Regions from separate parts of the Homo sapiens genome. Here region 2 is linked to region 1. Evidence: chromatin loops called from intact Hi-C (ENCODE). Cell type or tissue: endothelial cell of umbilical vein. All regions are shown on one strand.

What was found. A loop is a pair of places that touch in the nucleus more often than their neighbours do. Peaks named below come from ENCODE experiments on the same cell type or tissue, not always from the same donor. Only the 100,000 strongest peaks of a DNase experiment are listed, where the experiment ranks them.
Region 2: it touches region 1 in a loop (2.6-fold over the local background); 1 of 110 quality-filtered maps calls a loop at or near these places.

Annotation. Positions count from the first base shown.
Region 1 is chr3:178,252,761-178,257,760 of GRCh38, reverse strand. All of the region lies in intron 2 of LOC105374235 (a long non-coding RNA gene), which reads left to right. Among named protein-coding and RNA genes, the nearest start is that of LINC01014, 160 kb to the left of the region's middle. In endothelial cell of umbilical vein, no CTCF peak of the experiment used is centred here; a DNase peak (open chromatin) is centred at 2,260; H3K27ac peaks cover 921 bases.
Region 2 is chr3:178,199,736-178,204,735 of GRCh38, reverse strand. It overlaps LOC105374235 (a long non-coding RNA gene), which reads left to right. Exons shown (of 11, transcript NR_188692.1): 7 at 2,492-2,680; 8 at 2,845-2,977; 9 at 4,778-4,923. Among named protein-coding and RNA genes, the nearest start is that of LINC01014, 220 kb to the left of the region's middle. RefSeq lists a silencer at 2,221-2,515. In endothelial cell of umbilical vein, no CTCF peak of the experiment used is centred here; a DNase peak (open chromatin) is centred at 2,395; H3K27ac peaks cover 370 bases.

The DNA.
Region 1 (5,000 bases):
CCTGAGATCAAGATGTCAGCACAGTTGGGTTCTTGCTGAATGCCTGCTTCCTGGTTGACAGGTGGCTGCTTTCTCCCTGCATCTTCACATGGCTGAGAGCAGAGAGAAAAAGCAAGCTCTTTTATGTCTCTTCTTAGAAGGGCACTAATCCTATCATGACAGTTCCACCTTCATGATCTCATAACCACTCAAAGTTCTCATCTCCAAATACTATCAAGTTGGGGATTAGTTAATAATATATGAAATTGGGACGTGAGGGGCACAAACATTCAGTCCATAGCAATTTCTGTCCTCTGGTCCTGAGGTGCCTAGATAAGCTGTCTTCTTCCTTCTACCTTTCAGATTCCTTTTAAGTTTCTTTCATATGTAACACCCAGGGTACTTAATTGTACTTAGCAGGATAAAAATGGAAAAGTCTATCTATTCTATCTTCCCAGAGTTGAAAGTTCCAATTTATGTGTGTGTATTTGCCATTTGTATGGCAAATGTTTGGTGAAATGTTCAAATCTTTTGTCCAATTTTTAATTTATTAATGTTCCATTGTTTGTTGTTTGAGAATTCATTATATAGTCTGAATACAAGTTCTTTGTCTTATATATGCTAGAAAATTTTCTCTCACTTTTTTCATTCTCTTAAGAGTACTTTTTGAATAGCAGAAGTTTTATGTGTTGATGAAATTCAATTTTCAATTTGTTTTTTATGTATCATACTTTTGGTGTTGTATTAAATAAATCGTTGCCTAATTTAAGTTCAGGCTAATTTTGTCTTTTTCACAGAAGCTTTATAGTTTTAGGTTTTGCACATAGATCTATTATCTATTTTGAGTTTACTTTTTGATATGGTGTGAGTTACAAGTTGAGTTTCATTATTTCATATTGATACCCAAGTAGTCCAGCACTATATCTATTTCCATTTTGTCAAGTCAGTTGCCCAGAAATGTCAGTCTACTTCTGAACTCTCAATTCTGTTTCATTAATCTCTTTTTCTATCTTGTTGCCAATACTACACTATTTTTTATTACCATACTTTATAATAAATTTTGAAATCAGTTGTTACACAGTCAACATTGTTCTGTTTTTCAAAATTGCCTTGACTATTCTCTGTCGTTCATATTTTCATATGAAATTTAGAATTAAATTGTCTATAATTTTAGTTACCACTTGTGTTTATATACATAAACAGACACACATGCATATACAAAAAATATACAATCACAAAAAAAGAGACATTTAGTTTATATTTACCATTAATCTAAAATTGTTTCTTTGTTTACTATTGCAACTTGAATTCGACTCTTCTTTTCTGGGTTTATTTTCCTTTTTACAGATATAAGTCTTTTAGCAGTTTTTCTGTGACAGTCTATTTTTTATAAAATATCCTAGTACTTAAATAACAGAATATGTTTTTATTCATTCTCAAAATATATATTTGCTTTTCATAGAATTTGATGTTGATGGCTAATTTTAATTAGCATTTTGAAGATATTTTTCACTTTTTTTTTGGAGATGTTTGTTACAGGCAGGAAGTCTACTTAATCCTGTATCATCAGAGTCTAGAACCCACACAGCAATTTGAATAGGAAATATTTAATATATAGAATCCTTAACTACCACAGAAAATGGAAATATCAAATAATTGAATGGTGAGAAGGAAAGCAGAATATAAAAAGTATGGGAATCACAAAAATAAGACAGATTCATGAATGCTGGGGCTGAGATAAGCACTCAACAAAGAGACATCCCTTTACCCCCAGGGTTGAGATCCAGACTTTGTTGAAATGGGCACACTAATGACTCACTGTATGACAGATGTTTTGGTGGTGCCATGCTGATAGAACTTGCCAGAAATTCACCCTCTAAGATGCAGAAGAAAGCTGCCTATGGGGAGTTACAGCATCAGAGACACTCTGCTACGAACCATCTGTATAGTAAAGATTTAATTTTACCAAAGAGAAGTCTAGCCTTTGCCCTTGGCTTATGGGACGCATTCTCTAAAATTTGGAATGTCCTGCCTGAAGAAAGTATCTTACCACATTCGATAGTCTTACAATGTGATTTATAGTAGAAACTTTGGGCCATGTGGTATCAGCTTGACTTCTGGAGGAGCTAAAAATGAAGGTGGTTAACTATGTCTCTGTTACTGAGCTCCAATAAAATATGTGGACACAAAGGCTTGGGTGAACTTTCCTGGTTGGCAATTTTCCCAGCATATTTGTACGTATCATTGCTGGAAGGAGTTAACATGGACATAACTTCACTGGGAAATGACAACTGGAAACTCTGATTCATGTATCGCTTCCCTTGGCTGATTTTAATCTATATTATTTTGCTGTTGTACACCATGTATTAGTCCACTCAGGCTTCTGTAAGAGAAAGCCATAAACTGTGTGGCTTAGAGACAATAAAAATTTATTTCTCACAGTTTTGGTGGCTGGGAAGTTCAAGATCAAAGGACTGTCATATTCAGTGACTGGTGAGGGCTCAATCACTGGGTCATAGATGGAGGACTATCTTCTCACCATGTCCTCACAAGCTGGAAGGGGTGAGGGATCTCTCTAGGGTCTCTTTTATAATGGCACTAATCCACTCAGGAGGGCTCTATCTACTTCATAACCTAATCACATTCCAAATTCTGTACCTCCTAATACCATCACATTTAGAGATCAGGATTTCTACATATGAATTATAGGGGGACAAACAAACATTTAGTTGATAGCAAATCATAATTAGTGTAACAACTTTCAGTGAGTTTTATGAGTCCTTGTAGTGAATTATAAAACTAATGGTAGTATTGGAGACTTCCAAACTTGCAATTGGTGTAAAAAATAAAGGTGGTCTTGTAAATTGTTCCCTGATTTTGCACCACCCAAGAGGGATGCCAAAAGAAGCTGCTGGCTGCTGGGTGCTGCTGACAACTGGATACTGCAGGAGCTGGGTGCTGGTGAAGCCATCTGTAACACAGAAACCCAGTAGTGGAGAAGCTGCCTTCATTGCATTGCAAAACCTAGGATCCAGGCAGTGAAGCTGTAGTTGTTGCAGGAGTCATGTTCTGGTGAAGTAACCTGTGTTTGTAGCAGTAGCTGGGCATGTACTGCCTGATGGGAGAGTACACGGAACTCAGAATGAAAACCTCTACTTTTTGCTGTCTCTCCAGTATCCCTTACTGACAAATTTTAGCATCATTCCAGTGGACAAAGGAAAAAATGTAAAGGGTCAATCTATGTTTTTGCATAGCAGATAATACAGGGTAAATTTGAAGCTGAGCAACTATGAACAGATAGCTATCATTGTAAGATTTTAATTTCTGTCTAGGGTATGCATCTGTTTTCTTTGATGAGTTTTAAGTTTTTTAAAAAACAGTCTACTGTTTTACTATAAAGTTTACTGTTTTACTATAATGTTTCTAGGCTCCTTCTCATTCCTACCTTCTTTCCTTCTTTCCTTCTTTTCTTTCTTGTTGACGCTTGGTTGGCACATGACAGGAAGTTCAATCTAAGGATACATGCTTTCATTTAACTCAAAAAATACATAGGCATTATCCTTTTACTTCAATCTTATTCTTTCTATTTATTTCTTCTAGGACTGCTATTAGAAGGATTTAAAGTTTCTCTATCTTCAATGTCTCTTAAGTTTGCATTTATTTTTTCTAATTTCTTAATCTCTCTGTGATACATTTTGAAAATTTTTCTCAGTTCTTGATTCCAAGTACATTTTTTTCTTCCTATGAGCTAGTCTACTATATGTAGTCGAGTGATACTTTTATGACTATTCTTAATTGAACTTTGAATTGGTTCATTTTTAAACCACCTACTCATATTTATACATCTAATTTTGTTGTCTTGAATGTCAGTCCTTATTCGCCCATTAGAGATTTTAAAAATACAGTACATTCACTTTTTGGTTTAAGCTTGTCAGATTATTGCTGTGGAATGTTTGTAGAGCATTTTTCTTTCTTATATGCTCCATTATTTTTGTTTTAGTATTGAGTTTAAAATACAATTTTTTAAATGTTGAAACTTCCTTCAAGATAATTACTGATGTGCTTCAATCTTGACTCATGGAAGCTGATGTTGTGAACAAGCTCTTATTATTGTTTAAAATTTAGTTTGAACCTCCAATTGCAAGTGTAGAGCAGTATTTTTCAATCTTCTTTTTTCCCCCATAGACAAATCAACTTATTTGAATTCATGTGGGAAACTCCACTAATCAAATATCTAAACTGTCTTTATGAAGAAGATAATGCAGTTAAGATTATTTTCCACTTTACTTTTTCATCTTATCTCTAGCAAATTCTAAATTCACATCCTCCCATGCATCACAGTTCTAAGGAAGAAAGCTTGTGAACTATCATCTAAAGATTCTTGCATATTTCGTAAAAAAAAGTTTACTAAATATGTATATATGTTTAGTATATTGACATAACTGAAACATTCTGAAATCCCTGGATGACAGGCATCACATTGAAATATGTGCAGAGAATTATTCCTAGAGAATCATTTCAAGACAGGCAATTTTTCAGATGTAAAGTGTGCAATTTAAAATTAAGTGTTGAGGGGCTAGATGTGCACAGATATTTACAGAAGATTTTACATATGATATTATAGAAGAGTTTCTAGGAGATGTTAATGAAGCCTCATTTCTCAGTGTTACATATTAGACAAGGAAGAATTGCAGAAAAAAATTATTAGTTGCCAAAATGGTGTGACCAAAATATTTAACTAAAAAATTAAGCTTTATTGAATCTATTACATTGATATGTTTTCCCATTGCTGCTTTGTGTGAACATTGTATAAATAATTCTGCAGTCTGTTTAGTTAGAAAAGCTGATGGTAAACATGTACTATTATATAACCTCAGGACAAGATAAAGAGACAGGTGCTTCTTTTGTCTGACAAAGAGAGAAGCTTAGTCTCAGTTTGAGAACTCTCACATAATAAAAAGAGACACATTTGGTCATTAAGTATGAGACTCCTAACTAGAAGATTACTTTCAACTGGTAAA
Region 2 (5,000 bases), 53 kb after region 1:
CTTATCTCCCTTTTTCATCCAGCCTATTCCTTTCTTATCCTACATGGTTTGGCTCAGGTATCATCTTCTCTGGAATGATTTTTTAGCCCCAGCACTCTAGAGTAGATATTCGTGTAGCAAAAAAAAGCAAAATGACATATGCTGTGTGAGATGCGTCTGTTCTCTTGTCTCTCTTACTACCCTTTGAGCAGGCATTCTATATTTTTTTTGTCTAAAATGTTGGTGTCTGGCATAGAGAAGGAATGCAAGAATGGGCGCAATGAGGAGCATAGATGGAGCTTTCCTGTGAAAGAGGAGTGTGCCATCTTTTCCTCAGAGACTGTAGGAGAAGTGTAGCTATGGATTTGTTTGGCAATTGGAAAGGAAATTTGAGGTAGCTCATGCCTGGTATTGATACTGAGGTAGTGGGCTATTTTTTGAGAGTGAATATTGGGATAAGGACTTGAAGATAACATTTTGAGTATGCAATAAGGATGGAATAAGTTGCTGATCAAAGATAAATAAAAGCATTTATGAGAAGCAAGATTCTCCAAGGTAGATTGCAGATGGTAACTTTGGGAAGCAACAGAGGTGATAAGAAAATTTCTCTTGTGATATTTAGTTGAACTTGTATAGAAGCAGCTGACTGATCTGGGACTGGAGCAGGGTACGGCTTTGTGGAGTTTGTATAGTGGGAGCACAAAGGACTGAGGGAATTATGGAGATGGGTAGGAGAATGGTTGAAATCCTAGCACAGGGAGCTTAGCCTGGAGTAGGAAGGATCAGAGGCCAACAGAAGGCTTATAAATTGTGAGAAAAGTGTGGAGTCACTTTACATCCTTGGCTTTTACTGTGGTTAAACAACATAAACTCTCATTGCCAAGAAAAGTCATAAGATTTCCCCAATATGGAAACTGTGTCATCCACATCGATGTCAGAGATCTACTTTGAATATTATGAAATCTTTAATGTAAAAGAAGAATAACAAGACTTTCATTCCATGGGTAGGAGTATAGGGGGAGCTGGAACTAAAATTAGTTCTCACTAAAAAGATTGTTAACATCCTTTAAATCTAGTTGTTCTTTTAGCTATCTGGGCGTTATCAGGAACAGAGAGCTACAAAAATGATAAATCTTTCTCCCATTCAATATTATTTTCTTTGATTTCTGGTATTCCAGTTCTCTTGTCTCTTGTGCTCATTCTCATTGTAGACCAAGGGCTCTGGCTGCTAAATTGCTTGCCCAACACACTGTGTAGCAAAAGATTAAAAGGTAATTGGATCAAAAATTTCACAGGAAAAACACCAAAATGAAACATCTCTCTGTTAGGCCTACCCCCAGGAGGAAGACTGGGATTAAGTGAGCCACAAATAGTACATGACGACCTCACCAAATGCTGCATTACTGATCCTGACTAAGACGGTTATATAATAAGGAGAAGCTGCTTTACTTGTGATGAAAGGAAAAAAAGGAACTGTTCACACTCTCCCATCTCATATGCCAGACTTAATCAGAGAGTTGTTTTGATCCTCATAAACAGGGTTGATTTTTAATCTGGTACTTGGGGACTTTTTAGGATCTTTATAGGCCCAAAATATTCTTATTTTTGAAAACCTCCCATTCATATTATATCAACTAAAATGCATGAAAGTCCCAGATTATGTCAAATTTGCATATTTATTTATATAATAATTATTGCAGTTGTTTAATATGTTATATATATATTTTTTTCTTGAGACAGAGTCTTGCTCTGTCACCCAGGATGGTGAGATCTTGGCTCACTGCAACCTCCGCCTCCCAGGTTCAAGCGATTCTCCTGCCTCAGCCTCCTGAGTAGCTGGGACAACAGGCACATGCCACTGTGCCTAGCTAATTTTTGTATTTTTAGTAGAAATGGGGTTTTATCATGTTGGCCAGGCTGGTCTGAAACTCCTGACTTCAAGTGATCTGCCCGCCTCAGCCTCCCAAACTGCTGTGATTATAGGTGTGAGCCACCGCTCCCAGCCATATTTTATCATTATTTAATTAAAATACTTATTACCTTTAGTTTTGCAACATTTTACTATTTGTAACTAGTAATATATTTTCAGGTCTTAAATTTTTTTTGACTCTTAAAAAGTTCATAGATCATGGGCATTGTGCCTGATGAAAACAATAGATGAAGGGGCCTGATCACACAGTGAAAATTTGACTCTTGGAGAAGATACCATAAGAGGAAGTCATAGCCTCCCAGAATTAGTTCAGGTCCAAACTTTGCACCTAACCCCTGTGACCCAGGCAGGACTCTGTATCTCTCTCAGTCTCACTCATCAGTGCCTCCACCAAGCTGCTTTTCTCCGCATTTGCATTTGGTAGAACAGATAATCAGGCAAATACAATAAAGCGATAACACTTATGAAAGGCATAATAGGTTGCTATGGAAACAAATAGACGGGGCAGGAAGTTCAAGGAAGTCATTCTTTTCCCTTTGCAAAAAAAGATAATATTCAGTCTTCCTTTTTTTTTTTCCACAGGCCTCATGAGGAAAATCAAATAAGATTATCTTACATTACAAAATTTTCTTGCATACTTTATGCAACAGTGGAAACAACACAGGATTGGAATTAGAAGACCTGGTTTTAAATACCAAATTGTTCCCCAGAATGATCTGATCCTACTGCTTAGCCTATCTGGATGTCAGTTTCTACATCTCTAAAAGGAAGGTGTGCTGGGTTGAATAGTGTACAAATTCATATCTGTCTACAATCTGTGGGTGTGACCTTATTGGGAAATGGGATCTTTTCAGAAGTAATCAAATTAAGATGAGATCATACTGGCTTAGAGTATGCCCTCATCTAATAACTGGTGTCATTACATTTGGATACAGACACACAGAGGAGAATGCTATCTGAAGATGGAGGCAGAGATTGAAGTGATGCATCTACAGGGATTGCTGGCCGCCACCACAAGCTAGAAGAAGCAAGGGAGGATTATTCCCTAGAGCCTTTGGATGGAGCAAGGCTAGTCTACACCTTGATTTTAGACTTCTAGCCACTAAAACAATGGGAAGATAAATTTCTGTTGTTTGAGGCTACCCAGTTTCTGGCAATATGTTATGGCAGCTCCAGGAAACTAACATAGGGTGTTAACAATAGAACTTACCTGACAGTGGTTTGACATCAAGTCTAGTGAGGCCTGGCCTGGTAAGGTGGGAATTAGCAGAAGTGCATTGTTCCAGAATCCTGAGATTCTGGGACATTCATTGTGAACCAGCCATATATATTATATACCTCTGTCTGCCTTATTCATCATATCCTCTCACTTCCAATGTTTCTCTATCAGCTTCCAATCACCATGTTATTCATTGATTTGTCATTTATAGCTTCCATTCTTAAGAATCAGTGATTTGATTTTTTTTTTTTTGGATTGGCCATCAGAGTCTTTGTCACAGTGCATTGTCCCAGTTGGCCAGGATAGGCATCCTAGCGTTTAAAAAAAAAAAAAAAAAAGTACTTTGGATATTGTAAATCTCCAGGTAAATGTTAGTTATTTGGATTAAAAAGTTACTTATATACAAAGTAGAAAATGGAAGTAATATGTGCATCCAAGCAGAGACACAGTGGAAAATGTATTGGCTTTTGGTCCCAACACTGCAACTGGCTAACACAACCACGTCATGTGACCAGTTGGTGCTTGCCCTTCCTGGTGTATAGAATGAAGGAAAAGAGGTGGGATACATCGAGGTCACCTCTAGCTCCAATATCACCTGAACTCTGTTAATCTGAATTTTGGGAGGTATGGTTTTTATGAGTATTCACAGAACTCTATTTTAAATGTTGCCTTTTCTAATACAAAATTCACTTTTAAGGTAATTTAGAAAAGTGATTAAAAACCAGAACTTTGAAGTTATAAAGTCCAAGTCTTGAGTCCAAGATTCTTTACTTCAAGATGCATGATGCTACAAAGTGTGGCCAATTCTAAATCATGGCCTCTAAGTGTTTTTACGCTTCTCTCATCATGTGGTGGGGTCTTTGTCTCCTATTGAATCTGGGCTCTGTGACTAATAGAATGCTATGCAAATGACACTATGCCGGTTACAAGACCCAGGCTTTAAAAAACTGGTATCACTCACTTCTTGTCTCTTCGAATGCTCACTCTTGGTATCCAGCTGCCATGATCTGAGAAAACCAAGCAACCCATTGAGAAGTTGCATATAGTCATTTGATCCAAGAGCCCCACTTGAGGATCACATGCCAGTATCAGCCATCGGGCATGTGAGTGTGTGAGCATTCAGATGATTCTAGCTTCCAGCCATCACGTTCCCCCGATCTTTGAGTCATCCATCCTAGTTGACACTGCTTGGAGCATATGTGGGCTGTCCCTACCAAACACTGCCCAAATGGTACATTTTTGAGCAAACTAATTGTTCTTTTTTACACTAAGTTCAGGGTGGTTTGTTACACAGCAATATATAACTGGAATTGTAAATTATTTCTTTAAGCTCCAGAGTCTTCATCTGTAAAATAAAAAAAAAGATCTTTATCATGGAGTTATGCAGATTAAATGAAATGATGCACTCAAAGCACAGAATATCTAACATTTTTAGATCCAATTGATGTTAGCCACTTAATGGCTTACATCTTATACTTGATGTTTTAATTTTTTTTGACTGATATCATGGGCTTTCAAAAGCCTGATAACGCTGGCTGACTAAAATAGAACCCAGACAAGAAAAGTAGATGTGATAGCAATGAGGAGTAGAAAATTGATAGCTAAGCCAGTCATTCTATCCTTCTCTCCCTTTTTTCTGTTTTCAGTAGAATCCAAGAAGACTCTAAAACCTCCAGTACTCATGAAGAGATGAGTTTGCTCATTATCAATCTCATTGATCCTTAGCATCGGAGCTGAGAGGGAGCCAGGATGTTCATCACACTGTGTAAATGGCCTCTGTGAAGAACTTCCTGGGGTATGGTCCAGCTTCCTGGAATGGTACTTTCCTCAAAAATGTGTCTGATTCTGTTTTCTGGGGCATACAGCTGGAAA